3 separate regions of the Homo sapiens genome follow, and regions 1 and 2 are each linked to region 3. A link is a contact called in ENCODE Hi-C or POLR2A ChIA-PET data. All regions are on one chromosome and are shown on one strand. The core of a region is the stretch at or near the end of the contact, and the rest is flanking DNA. Distances in the headings are between cores, read along the strand shown. Region 1 holds the start of FZR1 (fizzy and cell division cycle 20 related 1). Region 2 holds the start of ZNF101 (zinc finger protein 101). Region 3 holds the start of ZNF440 (zinc finger protein 440).

Evidence for each region. Hi-C counts contacts between places; a loop is a spot of excess contacts on that map. ChIA-PET counts read pairs that join two places held with the same protein, here RNA polymerase II (POLR2A). Pooled maps may share reads with other maps.
Region 1: POLR2A ChIA-PET joins it to region 3 with 12 read pairs in A673. The contact joins the promoter of FZR1 here to the promoter of ZNF440 in region 3. POLR2A ChIA-PET finds 5 or more read pairs at or near these places in 2 of 52 experiments (A673 and activated B cell).
Region 2: a pooled map shows a loop between it and region 3 (6-fold over the local background). The contact joins the promoter of ZNF101 here to the promoter of ZNF440 in region 3. A Hi-C loop is called at or near these places in 2 of 50 pooled maps.

The regions. Positions count from the first base shown.
Region 1 is chr19:3,504,790-3,508,218 of GRCh38, forward strand. It overlaps FZR1 (fizzy and cell division cycle 20 related 1), which reads left to right and starts at 1,522. Exons shown (of 14, transcript NM_016263.4): 1 at 1,522-1,685. RefSeq lists enhancers at 897-946, 997-1,256, 2,067-2,276 and a silencer at 1,577-1,726.
Region 2 is chr19:19,667,375-19,670,400 of GRCh38, forward strand. It overlaps ZNF101 (zinc finger protein 101), which reads left to right and starts at 1,465. Exons shown (of 4, transcript NM_033204.4): 1 at 1,465-1,592. The coding sequence starts at 1,590. RefSeq lists enhancers at 1,154-1,720, 1,721-2,286 and a silencer at 1,675-1,874.
Region 3 is chr19:11,812,713-11,815,940 of GRCh38, forward strand. ZNF440 (zinc finger protein 440) reads left to right here and starts at 1,561. Exons shown (of 4, transcript NM_152357.3): 1 at 1,561-1,738. The coding sequence starts at 1,736. RefSeq lists silencers at 1,396-1,475, 1,896-1,965.

The DNA.
Region 1 (3,429 bases), core at 272-2,771, 8.3 Mb before region 3:
CCAGCCCTTGGCAACCACTAATCCACTTCCTGTCTCTATGGATTTGCTTATCTGGACATTTCGTATCAATGGAATCACTCACTATGTGGTCTTTTGTATCTGGCTTCTTTCACTGGGCATGATGCTTTCGAGGTTCATCCAATCTGTAGCCTGTGTCCGAGCCTCATTGCCTCATATTGCAAAACACCGTGTCATTGTATGAATGGAGCATTTTCCCTTCATCTGTGGATGTACATTTGGGTTGTGTGCACTTTGTGGATGTTATGAATAAAGCTGCTATGCACATAGGTGTGTGAGTTTTTGCGTGGATGTTACATGTTTGTTTCTCTTGGGTAGATACCTAGGAGTGTTACTGCTGTGTCATGTGGCAATTCTATGTTTAACCTTTTTTTTTTTTTTTTTTTTTTTGAGACTGAGTCTTGCCCTGTTGCCTAGGCTGGAGTACAATGGTGCGATCTTGGCTCACTGCAACCTTTGCCTCCCGGGTTCAAGCAATTCTCCTGCCTCAGTCTCCCCAGTAGCTGGGATTACAGGCGCCTGCCACGATGCTTGGCTAATTTTTCGTATTTTTAGTAGAGACGGGGTTTCACTATGTTGGCCAGGCTGGTCTCGAACTCCTGACCTCAGGTGATCCACCCACCTCCACCTCCCAAAGTGCTGTGATTACAGGCGTGAGCCACCGCGCCCGGCCCATAATTTTTTTAAAAACCTGTTTTTTGTTTTTTTTTTCAAGACGTAGTGTTGCTCTGTCACCCTGGCTGAAGTGCAGTGGCGCAATCTCGGCTCATTGCAACCTCTGCCTCCTGGGTTCAAGGGATTCTTCTGCCTCAACCTCCCGAGTAGCTGGGATTAACTCCGTACCTCAGGTGATCCGCCCGCCTCGGCCTCCCAAAGTGCCGGGATTACAGGCTTGAGCCACCGCACCTGGCCTAAAAACCTGTTTTGTTCCCTGCTGTCTCACTGGGGCCTGGAGGAGCAGCACTTAGGAGCGCAATGCAGGTTTGTTGAATAAATTAATGACTCTCAGCAGTGACGTTTGTACGTTCGGGACACGCACCTGGTGTTGGGTCCCATCTGCGCTCATTAGGCGCGACGTCAATGCCGCACTGAGGTGTGCCTGGCTTCGATCTACCCTAGGAAGGGTCTGCCCTGGGGCGCCCCATTCCGCGACTGTCCCCAGTGGGAACCACGCCCTCCATCTACCAGAGCCATTTCTGCAACGTCTAGCACCCCGCGGGTCCTCTTCCGGCCGCGGTTGCCCTGGGCAACGCGTGGAGCCGCGCTTCCTGTATTGATTTGAATCGCGGGAGACGTCACGTCCTCCCGAGATGCCCAACGCGCGCAGGCGCAGCCACTCGGAGTGGGCAGGGCCTGGCTGGGTGTTGGGCAGGGCCTGGCGGTGTGTGGGGTAGGCGGGGGGCGTGGCCGCGATTAGCCGCGCGCGGCGTGGGGGCGTGGTCGGGTTGCGGGGGTGCGCGCGGCCGGCCGGGCGCGCGCGGCGGAGGGAGGGAGCCGGGAGGCAGCGGAGGAGCGACCGCCGCCATATTAGGGACCGCGGAGCCCGGGATCCCGTCAGCGGCGGCCGCGGCCGGGCCTGCGGGAGCTGCGGAGGCCGGAGGCGGGCGCTGTGCGGTGCCAGGAGAGGCGGGGTCGGCGGGAGCCAGCGAGCCACGGGAGCGAGCCAGGTGAGGCGGCCGGGGTCGGGGACCCGCCCCCCGGGCCCTAGGCGGCGGAGCTTGACTGCGACCCCCCAAAACCGGGACGGCGGGGCGGGCTGCGACCCCCACCCCAGCTCAGGCCCCTCCAGGAGCCCCCAGTCCCCTCGAATGCCGCCTCCCAGGCCGAACTAGGCCCGGGTGACCTCAGCATCCGCGTCTCCCGAGTTAACACCCAAATCCCAGCGTCCCCCCCACGTCGGGGCCTGCCGTGACCCCCACCCCGAGCCACCTGTAAGTCGTGACCTCCCCGCAGCCGCCGTCAGCGTCCACCATTCTTTTTAAAATAGGCTGAGCCCTGCACCCCCAACCAGGGGACCCCACTGCGCACCCCTAGAACAGCAGACCCCGCCTCCTAACCCGGGTGATTTCTCCCTGGCCTGTCATCCCCGGGACTTCCCAGTTCAGACCCTCCCAGCTTGGGTCCTGCCCACACGAAGCCGCCCCCCATCGCTGAGCCTGTGGTGTGCGATGGCTCGCCCAGGCCGCAACCAGCCCCTCGCCCCAGTAAAATGCAGTCCCAGCCCGGGACACCCGGAAACCTGTGTCTGTGGTCACTGTTGTGTCCACCAGTCCCCGCAGGCACGGGTTGAGTGCATGGATGTCCCCGTCTCACCTCATCTCGCTGATTTCTGCTCCCCCACCCTCCCAGCGTGCCCCCTACCAGCCCCCATTCCCCCGAAATCCAGCTCTCCCACCAAAGCCTCAGACGAGCTATCCGTGCACAAGCCCCTCCCTCCTCCGAACTGAACCTCCGTCCTGCGTCCTGCCCCGTGTCTTCTCCAAACGCAAGCCTGGCCATCTCGGATCCCCAGAATATGGAGTGTGCCCCCCATTCAGAGCCGTTTTACCCCTACTCAAACCTGTGACACCCCCTCCCCCTCTTCCACCGTCCAGACCTGTCTCCACCCCACGTCCTGAGACCCCCGATATGCAGATGTTCAGCCTAAATCTGTTTTGTCTTTTCCCCTGTTTTCTCCACCCCAAACTCATCCTCTGGTTCAGGGCGTCTCTCTGGTTCCGATTCCCCCGCCCCGCCCCAGTCTACCGGGCGATGACCTCATGCCTCTCCGTGGTGAGGCCCCCACCCCAACCTATGTGCTTTGAAGGAGGGTGATTTACCTAAGGGAAAACCATCCACCAAGGACACACACCACCAGCATGAGGGCAGCCTGCGGGGACTTTGAAGTGAAGGCGGAGTGGTCTCTCTCGGGGTGGGGGTGGGGATAGAAGCTGACGGCATCACCTAGGTTTGGTCCCCGGAGTGGATGTGTCGGGGGCCGTCTGTCATGCGGAATTCCGCGTGGGCCTCCTCCTGTGTCAGGGGCCCGTGTGTTTTGGCGACACCCGATTGTCATTTCCTTCGGAATCCCAAGTGGAGGCAGGTGTGCTGGCCACTGGCCGCTGCCCGGCGCCTTGAGCAGCGAGCGGAGTTGGGTTGCAGAGGGTTTTGCTAAGGGAGCAGACACTTACTCAAAGGCAAGCCCGGTGCTTTACTGGGGAGGGGTATCTTGGCAAGGTGGTACCCGCCAGTTTGCCCCTGTGACTTGCTTCCCAGGTCAAATTTCAGAACCTGTGCCCTGGCTGCAGGCAGTGGTGGGGGTAGGGGTTGGGGTGGGGCTTTGGGGTTTGGAGGAGGAGTTTCTAGAAACAGACAAGCCGGATTGGTCTTCAAGGTGGGGCTACATTGATTTTCTTTTTTTTTTTTTTTTTT
Region 2 (3,026 bases), core at 215-2,714, 7.9 Mb after region 3:
CGGACTCGGGAGGCTGAGGCAAGAGAATCTCTTGAACCTGGGAGGCAGAGGTTGCAATGAGCTGAGATCGTGCCACTGCACTCCAGCCTGGGCGACAGAGCCAGACTCCGTCTCAAAAAAAAAGAAAAAAAAAGTGGTTTACTCCAGTTTTTCCCTGCATTTAATAATTTTGTTCCCTTTAAGGCATGTTTTTATTTTCTTGGCTGAAAAGGAGTAGCCTGAGAAGAAGTAACGTGTAGGAAGCCTTGGCCATGGGACCAATAGCCTCATAAATTCCTGATCTCTGGAGGACATCAGGGCCTCCTACCTGTTCCATTGTGACCTGGGAGTCTCTCCAGCTCCAAGGTGGAGGGATGGCTTCACTGAACACGGAGTCTGGAATTCCGTGCACACTCATGTGACCGGTGTTCCGGAAAAAGAAGCAGGAGGCGGCTGGGCGCGGTGGCTCACGCCTGTAATCCCAGCACTTTGAGAGGCCGAGGCCGGCGGATCACGAGATCAGGAGTTCGAGACCAGCCTGGCCAACATGGTGAAACCCCATTTCTACTAAAAATACAAAAATTAGCCGGGAGTGGTGGTGGGCGCCTGTAATCGCAGCTACCCGGGAGGCTGAGGCAGGAGAATCGCTTGAAACCGGAAAGCGGAGGTTGCAGTTAGCTGAGATCGTGCCATTGCATTCCAGCCTGGGCAACAAGAGCGAAACTCCGTCTCAAAAAAAAAAAAAAAAAGCAGCAGGAAGGACCCACTGAGTACAGGAAGCCGACAGGGCCTGCTCCGGAAAACCAGGAGCTGTAAGGTCAGCCGAAAGGACGAAGAGACCTGAAGTCAGTCAAGTAAGTTTTATTAACCTGCTGGGCTGCTCCCCCACAGTTAGAGGAGGCAGCCCCGCTTACAGACTACAGCAGGGCTTTATAGGGCGAGGAACTGGGCTGGGGTGTGAGAACTGAGTCGGGGGTGCAGGTGTCCTGACCGCATCCTGGAGATGTTTTTGCCAGCTTTGTTATGCAAGGTGGGCAGGTGTTGTGACCGCATCCTGGAACTGTCTGCCGGTTCAGCTGAAGTCTTTTGAACAAACAGTTACTGGAAGGGTCAGTGGGGAGGAGGTCTACTTCTAGCCCGGGGGGAGTTGTGTGGCGGTCACAAAGGACTGTATTGTAAGACTGATGGGGGAAGGAGGGGAACAGTCTGGTTGGGTTGACCCTAACGGGAGCAAGTTCTGCTTCCATGCAAGTCCAGGTCCAAGGTCCCAGCGAGGGGCTGTGGGTAGCACCTGTCAGTCACACCCCACACAGCGAGCGGATTATTTGAGGATTCCGATCACCTCTCCTGTCGCTCAAGCCCCAGGGGCGGGACCTGGGGCACCAGCCAGTCAGAGGCGCTGTGCGGCAAACTGTCCAATCAGGTGCGCCGGGAGGAGGGGCAACTTCCAAAGCCCGAAGCGGTCTCATTTCCCGCCGGCCCCCCATTCGGGTCCGGGTTTTAGTTCCTCGGGGAGCCCCTGGTGCCCCGGATACGGCTGATTTTGTCGTGTGGGACCTGTTCTGGCTGCTCCAGCCCCAGGAAGGACCCAGGACACCCGGAAGCCGGAAATGGTGAGCGTGCGGAGCCGGGCGTCCGGAGACCTGAGGAGGAGCTGGTCGGAACCGGCAGTGGCTGGACCTGGGCCTCCCCGCGGCGACTGTGGGGGTCTGGGACCCGAGTCCCCCAGGCGCAGCTCGACCCTTGGTCCCCTCGGTCGCCGGGTGGAGCTGGACCAGCCGCCGGGACCCCGGGTGTCCTGTCCCGGCCCCGGAGCCCTCTCAGGGCAGCTCCGCGCCCGCAGCCCCGCGTCTCCCCAGATCGTGCGGGGGCCTCAGGAGGGTCTTAGGGGGAATCCCGCCTCGGGTGTGGGGTTCGTGCGGGAGGAGCCGTGGCCTGTGGGGTCCCCAGTTCCTCCTCCCTTAGGCGGTCCCCGTTTCCTTCGGAGTCTTCCAAAGGTGTGGGAAGCTGGGTTTCAAACCCACGACCCCGTCCCCCAGCTTCGCTCCTCCCAGGGCTGCAGTAAATCCCTAAATTTCCCCGCATTCCCCAACCCTAAGTTCTCCCTCCAGTACATCCACTTCACATTATTATTATTATCATTATTTCTATTATTTTTGAGACGGAGTCTCACTCTGTCGCCCAGGCTGGAGTGCAGTGGCACTGTCTGGGCTCACTGCAGCCTCCGTCTTCCGGGTTCAAGTGATTCTCCTGCCTCAGCCTCCTGAGTAGCTGGAATTACAGGTGCCCGCCACCACGTCCGGCTAACTTGTATTTTCAGTAGAGACAGGTTCACCATGTTGGCCGTGCTGAAGTCCTGATCTCAGGTATCTGCCTGCCTCGGTCTCCCAAAGTGCTGGGATTACAGGCTTGAGCCACTGCGCCTGGCAAGACCCAGTGTTTTAACTGTCATCTTTTCCAAGGAGCCCTAGATGGCACTTCTTAAAAAGTTCATTTTCCGTTTGTGAACATTTCACATGCGAGCAAAGCAGAAAATAACCCCCTGACACTCCGATGTTAAAAAAAAAAAATCACTGTGCCTGCCCTCTTTTTACCTTCCCTAGGCGCGGCCACCTTATCAGACAGTCTTTGGGTGGAGGCTTCTCTTGGGAACTTCACAGGGTATTGGGTCCTCAGCCCACCCTCCTATCTTTCTGGTCCTGGGTTTCAGGACCGTCCAGGGACTTCTTCCAGCTGCCCTCGGAAGAACGGGTGAAAAGTCTGTCCTGGCGTGGTTAATCTTTCCTGGTTGTTTGATGAGCCTCCTAGGGAGGAGTTCTTGTCTTTTGAAAAGAAGTTTCCTTAGGAAATTCCAGAGGGATTCCCTGCTGGCCCTTGGGGGTGGGGTGGGGCCAGAAACAGTAGAAAGAAACTTCTCCCTTCTGAGGCAGCTCAGGGTGGCATGCAGTGGCACAGTCATGGCTTACTACGGCCTCAACCTCTGGGGCCCAAGCAATCCTCCTGCCTCAGTCTTCCAAGAAGCTGGGACCACAGGCATGCGCCACGCC
Region 3 (3,228 bases), core at 311-2,810:
CACATAAGCAAAATTAGGTTTATTAAATGAAGTTTCCAGGAATGTTCAAATTTCAACACCTGATTTACCTTATCACAAGTTATGGCTGTGCTAATTTCTCCAGGAAATATTCACAGAATATTGAATTTATCATTGTAAGGTGTGGAGCAATGAAGATGCCCAAGAGGCCAGGCGCACACCTGTAATCCCAACACTTTGGGAGGCTGAGGCTGGAGGATCACTTAAGCTCAGGAGTTTGAGATCAACCTGAACAACCGAATGAGACCTCATCTCTACCAAAAATAAAAAACTAGCCAGGCATGGTGGCAGGCACTTGTAGTCCCACCTACTTAGGAGGCTGAGGTGGGAGGATTGCTTGAGTCTGGGAGGTTGAGGCTGCATTGAGTAGCCATCGCACCACTGCACTCCAGCTTGGGCGACAGAGTGAGACCCCGTCTCAAAAAAAGATGGCTAAAACATAATTTTTTTTTTTTTGAGATGGAGTCTCACTGTGTCTCAGGCTGGAATGCAGTGGCACGATCTTGGCTCACTGCAAACTCTGCCTCCCGGTTCAAGCAATTCTCCTGCCTCAGCCTTTCAAGTAGCTGGGATTACAGGCATGCGCCACCATTCCTGGCTAATTTTTGTATTTTTAGTAGAGATAGGATTTCACCATGTTGGCCAGGCTGGTCTTGAACTCCTGACCTCGTGATCCACCTGCCTCAGCCTCTCAAAGTGCTGGGATTACAGGCATGAGCCACCGCGCCCGGCCTGCCTAAATCATAATTTCTATGACAGAATTTCTCATTTACAGCTTCCCCTGAGACCATCTTTCATTTCAGTTAACCCTGCTCCTTGGGGGTTATATGTGAGATAAAAGTGCCATGCTATATCATGTTCCCTGGCTCAGTCCTACACAGCATGTCCTGAAAAATGGGTCTTCAGTCACTGTCAATGCACCAGGGATAGATATACATAGTACTGAGAGCCTCTAAATCTTTAATAAGTTCTGGCTTGGTTAGCTCCCTTACAAGGAAAACCTTGCTGGAGTCCATAGCAGTGTGAGGAAGCCTTGGCCATGCCTCATCCCATTTCCCGCACGCTGGAAGACATCTGCCTCTCTCTCCTGGTGCAGTCGTGCCTTGCCTGGTCTGGGCTCCCCTCCTGCTCTGAGGCAAGCGTATCTCTCCATTGAACACTGAGTCTGAAATGCCCTGCACACACTTGTGATCCCGTGCAGAAGGAAGGAGCAGGGACAGCCCCTTGAATGAGGAAGCTAACAGTGCCTCTTCTAACAATAAGGAGCAAGTCGCCTTGAAATGCAAATATCTGATGACCAGGGCTCAAGGAAGGCGCTCGCTTAGAGAGGCTGTTCGCTTAGAGAGGCTGCTCGCTTAGAGAGGCTGCTCGCTCAGAGACGCTGTGGCCAGAACAAGTCAGACATGATCTGCAGGACCCGGTTACCCAGGGCTTCTGCTGTCACTCAGCACGGAGGAGGCGGGGCCTGGCGCCCCATCCAATCAGGGGTGCTGGGGCGGGGCCCTGTCAACTGTCCATCCGGGGAAGGGGGAAGGGACAGTCGCCCTCCGTCCATTCCTTTAGTGCTGCGCCGACAGCGGTCAGGATCTCGGCTTTCTTGCTTCGAGAGGGACTAGGTGCCTCCACCAGAGCTTCTGTCGCTCTGTAACCTGCACTGTGACCTACACTAGTCGCGGGAGCCACGCAGAGGACGCCGGAACACCCTGGAAGCCGAGAAATGGTGTGTGTGAGGGGGCTGGCGTCCGGGCGACTGGGAGAGGGGCTGGAATCGGCCGGAACCGGCTGAGGCGGGACCCGGGCCTCCACGCGGCGACTCCGGGGTCGTGGACGCGAGTCCCCTCGGTCGCAGGGTGGGGCTGGGCCGGCAGCCGGGACCCCGGGCCTCCTGTCCCGTCCCTTCACGGCGACTGCGGCCCCGGCTCCGGAGCCTAATCTGGGCAGCTCCGCGTCTCCCCACATTATGCGGGGGCCACGGGAGGGATATGGGGGGATCCCGCCTCGGATATGGGGTTTGTTAGAAACAAGTGCCCGGTGCCGCAAAGAAAACCAGCATCTAGGCAGAAAATTCCTCAGCAAAGCAAATTTATTTCTACACAAGGGTGCAGCTTGCGCCAGTCACAAGAGCACAGCGAGCGGGGTAGGGCAGGGGTTTTTCTCCTTAACGCAGTTTCTAGCACTTCTGTGTCCTTTCCTCATTGGCTAGGGTTGGACCTCACAATCTAAACTAACTCGATAGGCTAAGGTTTAAAATTAAATAGGGTCTGGCCAGGCGCGGTGGGTCACGCCTGTAACCCCAGCACTTTGGGAGGCCGAGGCAGGCGGATCGCGAGGTCAGGAGATCGAGACCATCCCTGGCTAACACGGTGAAACCCCGTCTCCACTAAAAATACAAAAAAATTAACTGGGTATGGTGGCGGGCGCCTGTAGTTCCAGCTACTCGGGAGGCTGAGGCAGGAGAATGGCGTGAACCCGGGAGGTGGAGCTTGCAGTGAGCCGAGATCGCACCACTGTACTCCAGCCTGGGCAACAGAGCGAGACAACTGGGCAACTCCGTCACACACACACACACACACACACACACACACACACACACACAAATTAAATAGGGTCTATGAGACGGGAAGGAACAGGGACTGTCCGTTACTAGGCGGGAAGGCGTATCTGGACTTGTCTGGGCGCGGCAAAAGCGGGAAGGTTGTTTACAGAACAGGTAGCTAGGAGACAAGGAAGTCGGTCTCAAGAAACAAAGAACAGCTTACTAAAGCTTTTAGAAAAGTAATTTATCATCTCTGACAGGTTCGTGTGGGAGGAGTAGCGGTCTTTGGGGTCCCCAGTGCCCACTTTTTTCTGTTAAAAATTAAACTGAGGTACGTTAACAATTAAAGAGTTTAGGGCCGGGCGCGGTGGCTCACGCCTGTAATCCCAGCACTTTGGGAGGCCGAGGCGGGCGGATCAGGAAGTCAGGAGTTCAAGACCAGCCTGGCCAACATGGTGAAACCCCATCTCTACTAAAAATACAAAAATTAGCTGGGCATGGTGGCGCGTGCCTGTAATCCCAGCTACTTGAGAGGCTGAGGCAGAAGAATTGCTTGAACCCAGGAGGCGGCGGTTGCAGTCAGCCAAGACGGCGTCACTCCAGCCTGGCAACAGAGCCAGACTCCATCTCAAAACAACAACAACGATTCACGAATGAGAAACACCCAGTCCTGG